Regions from separate parts of the Homo sapiens genome. Here region 1 is linked to region 2. Evidence: chromatin contacts called from ENCODE Hi-C or POLR2A ChIA-PET data. All regions are on one chromosome and are shown on one strand. Each heading gives the region's core, a stretch centred on a gene start or an enhancer-like site at or near the end of the contact. The rest is flanking DNA. Distances are from core to core; before and after follow the strand shown. Region 1 overlaps CAMKMT (calmodulin-lysine N-methyltransferase). Region 2 has its middle 160 kb from the start of LINC01833.

Region 1 (3,232 bases), core at 256-2,755, 220 kb before region 2:
TCTCATCCTCCCCTCCGAGTCTCCAGTGTCTATTATTCCACTCTATGCCCATAGGTATGCATTATTTAGCTCCCGTTTGTGAGTGAGAACACTAACCTACAGTTTGAATGTATGTTCACAGTGATACACAATGATATTTCGATTGTACTCATTATTACTTTTGAGTCTTTTAAATAAAATTCAGAAGAGAATTTTATTTAAAAGACTGTGGCTTTCTCATTAACAAGACAGGCAAACTGAACCAATTCATTTACCTATCTAGTGCTTGACATGGAGGATTTAAGAAATCCTAGAAAAGATTTCTAAAATGGAAGATTTTACTTGGTGATCTTTACAGTCAATAACAACTCCAAAATCCTGGAATCTTATGCAGATAGAGTCCTTTCATACAAAATACTGTGGCAGTGCTCAGAATCTGGTGTGAGGTCTGAGGCAACCACTCACCTCCATATTTTCCATTTATTGAGCACTTACGTTTCAGGAACCATGCTAAGCGATTTACATACATCATCTCATTTAATTCTTACAACTGTTCTGCTAATATTATTTCCATTTTACATATGAGGAAACTGAGATACAGAGAGGCTTAAGTAATTTGTCCAAAGTCATATGGTATGTGATGGTAGAGCTGAGATGTGAAAACCAGCCTGTTTGACCATCAAGCTAGCCTCTTACCATTGGGCTATTTACTTTATTTATTTATTCAGCCTTAGGGACAGGATAAGTTTATGTCATTTAGTCAGGACCCTTTCCCCTGATAATCTTTGGACAAATCAGCAATAATTTTAAAAGAAAGAGACAAATATTTTAGAGGAAGGGAATAGGATAATTGGAAAGAAACTAAGAGGGTGCTGTGAAAGTATACATAAGGCGAAAGGAGGCTTAGCCAAAGAGTTCAAAGTCAGAATGCTCCCTTGTCACAGAAATTAAGTACTAGATGTGTGCTATGATTTAAATTTTCATGGCACATTAAAGTCTTTTGTTGAAAAACCTGTAACATCTTCAGCAAGTAGTAGACACTATTTAAGTACCTGTAATTGACCAATACGATACTATACTACTGGTGTTCTGTTCACTGTTGACCCAGAAGGCCACATGTGTAGATAGCATATGAACCGTCTTCATTTTATACTCTGTTCTCTCATACAAGTGCTCTAAAGTGACTTTTAATCTCTGTTATATATAGTTTTATCCATTAAGAGGATATGACATCTTTTCATTCAGAGTGAGACACTTTTTTTTTTTTTTTTGGGACAGTCTCGCTCTGTCACCCAGGCTGGAGTGCAGTAGCGCAATCTTGGCTTACTGTAACCTCCACCTCCTGGGTTCAGGTGATTCTTGTGTCTAAGACTCCTGAGTAGCTGCGACTATAGGCATGGGCCACCACACCCCACTAATTTTTGTGCTTTTAATAGAGATGGGGTTTTGCCATATTGGCCAGGCTGATCTCGAATTCCTGGCCTCAAGCCATCTACCCAACTCAGCTTCCCAAAGTGCTAGAATTACAGTTGTGAGACACCGTACTTGGCCACGTTTTTGTTGTTGTTGTTAGAAATGTGCTCTGAGACTGGCATTTCCTCTCTGTGACTAATCAGCATTAGATGGGAAGATAGTCAACTGTTGCATTCTTTTTCTATTCTAATTATTGTCATGGCTCTGGTAGTATTTCTAACTATAATTTTACACTAAAATAAAAAGAATAATTTATCAAATGAAGCTATTTTAGTGAATTTAAAATGTATGACATCCCTCTCATAAGGTAGCTTTGCTTGGTTACTTTTATTGTTTTGTTGAGTATTCTGATTCTATAAAACATAACATTTAAAAAAGAGGTTGTAGGCATTAATATAATATTAAGTGACTTGCAAATAAAGAAGTATGGAGACTCTTAGGAGGTGGGTGCCTATTTATCTCTTTAAAGAACACAGTTTTAGAAATGTTTGCTTTATCCATTATGACCTTTTGCTAACTCATTCATTCATTCAGTAGACATTTAGTGTCTGTATGTTCAGTCGGAGTTCCTGGGGTAAGAATTAGACATTCAAAGACAACTAAGATAGAGTTTATACCTTTGAGAAGCTGACTGTTTTGTGAGGGAGATAGACAAGGGAGGAGGAAAATCCAGTAGTTAGTTAAACATTATGATAGAGGTATGCACTGGATGGTGTGTGAGCACAGAAATCTTCCTAGTAACCCAGATTGCCTAGGTTCAAATCCTGGCTTTGCCACTTGTTGACTATGGGTCTTGGACAAGTTACTTGACCTTTCTGTGCCTCATTTTTCATACAGCCCTTAGAACAGTACTTGATACACAATAAATATTCGCCGGGCACAGTGGCTCATGCCTGTAATCCTGACAGTTCAGGAGGCCAAGACAGAAGGATTGTGTGAAACCTGGAGTTCAAGACCAGCCTGGGCAGCATAGTGAGACCCTGTTCCTACAAAAATTTAAAAAATTACTTGAGCATAGTAGTACATGCCTATAGTCCCAGTTACTTGGGAGTCTGAGGTGGGAGGATCACTTGAGCCCAGGAAGTCAAGATCAGCCTTGGCAACATAGTTAGACCTTGTCTCTATAAAATAAAAAATAAAAAAATTACCCAGGTGTGGTGGCATATGTCTGTAGGCCCAGCTATTTGGGAGGCTGAGGTGGGAGAATCGCTTGAGCCCAGGAGGTCAAGGCTGCAGTGAACCATGATCATACCCTGCACTCCGGCCCGAGTGACAGAGTGAGACTGTCCTCAAAATAAAATGAAATGAAAACACAATAAATACTGCATTAGGATCTGTTAAATAAGATATTTAAAGCAGAATGGATGAATAGGAATTAACCAGATGAAGGGCGTTCTGGTTGGGGTGGGAGTAGGGAAGATAGGATGGTTTTGAGGAAACTGCATATATGGAAGGCCTTGGCAAGAGGGATCTCGGAACTGTTGAAAAGGGTGGAAAGGGGGCAGCAGCAAAAGAATAAACTGGAGAAGTAAGCAGAAACCATATTACACAGTCGTGTCTGAAAACATGGCAATAATTTACATTATTCATTCAGGTTCATATTTTTACCATATTTTCATGGAGGATGGATTGGAGTAGGGAAACCAGTCAGAGGCTGTTGACATGGTTCAGATAAAAACTGATTGAGACCTTAAACTAGGGGTATTGGTGGTAGGGATAGAGAAGAAGTGAATTGATTAGAAAGCTGTTGAAAGTGTGGGATAAGGGACAAGGGACAGGT
Region 2 (3,181 bases), core at 43-2,542:
AATCACCAAAGGTCATTTTATGGTAGCAATTGTGACATAAAATTGGTGGTCATGCTACATGTCTAATACTCAGCACAGCTTTATAAATGATGGGCCCCTAGCGATGGCTGTCATTAAGTGCTTTCATCATAATAAACTTTAAACTGTTGGCTTTATGAATCGCCAGCTAGCTTCAGCTGTTCGTTGGATGGAGCTTGCAGTGCCTTAAGTGTGACAAGACCTATTAGGAATTGCAACCATGTTTCAAGCGTACTTGGCTTCCCCACTCCTGGGGTGATTGCTGCCTATTAAACGGCGTCTGGGAAGATTTTCCTCCAGCAATCTCTGATCAAGAGCTTTTTTGGGCTTTGACCTGCATTTCCTTCAAGACTTTCTCTGAGGAGTTTTATAAGAGCAAAACTCCAGAGCATTTATAGCCACTTCTGATTAATACCTTTCCAGTTTTTCTAGCAACTCTCCCACTGCTGCATAGAGAAAAGCTTTCATTGTTCCTGAGGTGCTTATTTGTGACCTTTTTTCTGCTTCCTGATTCCCTCTAACGTGTTCTCTCAGTGAAATCCTCGGGGTGGAACCCAGACAGTTGGTGAAGTTGTTACAGCTGGAGAGACAGAGAAGGAAAGAGAGAGGCTGTTATATTTTTAAAGGATTACATGCAGAGCAGCCTGGCCCCGCCCATTTAAATACTAATGTGACGTCACCTGCCGCCCGCTGTACCAAACGCATCCTTAATGAGCCCTCGGTGTAAATTGAGCCGACACATAAAGATTTCATGATTCAAATTACACTTTCATTAACCTTTAGCATGGGAAGTCTTTTAGTTTCTATAAATCTTACAGTGGCTTACCGTCTGTCCTACTGATGTGAATAATAGATGTTCGGAGAATCACTCTTTAAAAACCAGTGTTATTTAATTTACAAGGGCTAAATACATATTTCAGACTCACTTAGCAAGAACTTTATTTACTTCTTGTTGCTTGTTCTGACTTTGAGGCCACCCCTCATCCTCCCACCCCGTTTTCTTCTGCTTGACTCAGATGTTTTGGAGATGGTAAAAGCTTTCAATGTCTAAGTCCCTGTCTTAATACTCTTATTTGTCTTTCTTTTAGGCTAAGTAGTGTCCTAAAGATAGTTCAGGGAATGTCTCAGGTGTGGACCATTACACAATTAAATTAGCAAACCTCAGAGGGCTTGGATTAGAACCCGGCAGGGAACACTTGGGGATTCGAGGGCAGAGCCAAGCTTTCTGAATGGCAGTGGCTCTCCCAGGAACAGCAAGGGTTGGCCCGCTTGGTAGTCTCAGTCACAGACTTGTCTTACCAGATAAAGTATTGCAGGCACTCTTTTTTTCTCCTGGGAGTGAACAGGAAATACATTAGTGAATGTGTCAAGCCGAAGGGAAAACAGGAGTTGGAGGGCTCGTGGCTTTTCACATACAAAGGCATCCGCCATCCCACCACGGGAGCCGGCCAAGGGTGGACAAGTGCATTTTGAGGCTGCTGCCCAGGTGCAAGGGGAGGGGGCGGGGCGGGCCGCAGAATGCCCCCGAACAAAGGCGCCTCCAGGGGCCTGTGCAGAGGTCACCTGCTGCCTCCAGGGCAGATTAAGGAGGACTGCAGAGGGCATTTGGAGGAAATGGTGCTGTGCTTCTTTGGGAAATCAATTCGTCCCACCCTTAATAGGGCATTTTGCCCTCCCTCTTTGGGAGTCCCAGGCGAACATGCTTCCAGGTCTCTCAAAATCAGTTATAACAGACCCACGTTTGAAGAGGCGGCACCTTTCCCTGCCTGCGTTCCTTCAATAGCCTGTGCCCCCTGAGAATCTCTTTCTGCTCTCTGCAACATCTCACTTCCCTTTTCTCTCTTCTTTGGGCTCCCCCGCCCCTCTCTACCGAGGCCTCTTTCATAATTAGGCTGAAAGTGGAACTTTCCCCCACTCCCTTACTTTGAGATTTCTTTTTTCCCAGTGACCTGGGCTGCACTTTGCCCCCACTCCCTGCCTGCCAATCTCTTCAGGGTTAGGGCCTCTCTCTTTCCATTCTTGCCGCTCCCCCTCCTTGAGAGCTCCGGGAGGCCCAGCCTCCCTGAATCCGATCGGCTTCCAACACAGCAGCCCCCCTGTGGAGGAAGGAAGAGGCCTCCTCAGAATGAATGGCTGGTAAGGAGGTTTTTAATTTGTCTGGAGCTACAAGAAAAAGGCCTCAGAGCAGCGTTCCCTCCCTCACCTCTGCCGCCCACGCTGGGCCACTCTGCCTTCCCGGTGGGCACCGAGGCCGCACCATCCCAGGCCAGGTCCATGGTGAAAGCTGGGCGGTGGGATCTGAAAATGTTGGCTTGTTGTCTGGGCATCACCTGTGCAATCTAGAATAAGGACTCGGCTTTGTATATGAAATTCTACTTTTTGATGGTTTGCAGCCTACCAATGTGAGAAAGGTAGAAGCTGAACACGATGTGACTGTCAGACTAGGTCGGAAAGTGAGCTCAGGCCATCACTGTCTTGATCTGCAGTCTGCCTTCTGATGGCCGAGCTCTCCTTGAGCTTCAGGGAATGTCACCATGCTGTTCCCAACCCAGAAGGCAGTACATTTAAAAGCTTTGCCCACCTGACCTATGGTTCCACCTCCAGGTACATTAGCCTTCATTTTCCTCCACAGGCTTTATTTTTAGGAGCAGAGGCCACATCCCTGATCCAGCCTACATTTTGAGTGGATCTCTCACTGTCCCTCTGTCTCTCTCTCAAGCAGCATCTCATGATGCCAAGCGAGAGCAAGTATGAAGCAGCTTGGAGGAGAATGAAGCCGCTCACAGCTTCTGAGTGTCCAGAGATCTTTCCTCTCTCCAGGGATACTCCTGGTTGGCCCACCTTCTGCCCCATAAGATGAGAACCTCGGCTCTGGGCTGGGTGACAGAGGTTTTGAGTCTCCAGCTTGCATTTCTGCCAGCTGTTAGTGGTTTTCCCTCACCTCACAGCCAGGTGCTGCTTCTGGGTCCTCTCACACACACCCTCACCCCCAAGAGACTAGATAAACCATCAGTGGTTACAATAATCTCAATATGAATATGATACTGTAGGTATTTATCCAGCTCTACCCTTGTGGTAGATTGGTGGGGTTGGGGAATAGCAACAGTACTTTCCAGCTCCTTCCATCAAGAAATGGACTCTTTCTTCACTCCTTGATTCTGAA

The links. A loop is a pair of places that touch in the nucleus more often than their neighbours do. ChIA-PET counts read pairs that join two places held with the same protein, here RNA polymerase II (POLR2A). Pooled maps may share reads with other maps.
Region 1: a pooled map shows a loop between it and region 2 (2.0-fold over the local background). The contact joins two enhancer-like sites. A Hi-C loop is called at or near these places in 5 of 37 single-sample maps with no recorded cell type and 4 of 50 pooled maps. POLR2A ChIA-PET finds 5 or more read pairs at or near these places in 2 of 52 experiments (OCI-LY7 and RWPE1).

What each region holds. Positions count from the first base shown.
Region 1 is chr2:44,552,131-44,555,362 of GRCh38, forward strand. All of the region lies in intron 3 of CAMKMT (calmodulin-lysine N-methyltransferase), which reads left to right. Among named protein-coding and RNA genes, the nearest start is that of CAMKMT, 190 kb to the left of the region's middle. RefSeq lists a silencer at 1,360-1,654. Within about 2 kb of position 1,506, at least 2 of the 41 ENCODE cell types and tissues checked have a DNase peak (open chromatin) inside an H3K27ac peak, as active enhancers do.
Region 2 is chr2:44,777,024-44,780,204 of GRCh38, forward strand. No RefSeq gene overlaps it. Among named protein-coding and RNA genes, the nearest start is that of LINC01833, 160 kb to the right of the region's middle. Within about 2 kb of position 1,293, at least 3 of the 41 ENCODE cell types and tissues checked have a DNase peak (open chromatin) inside an H3K27ac peak, as active enhancers do.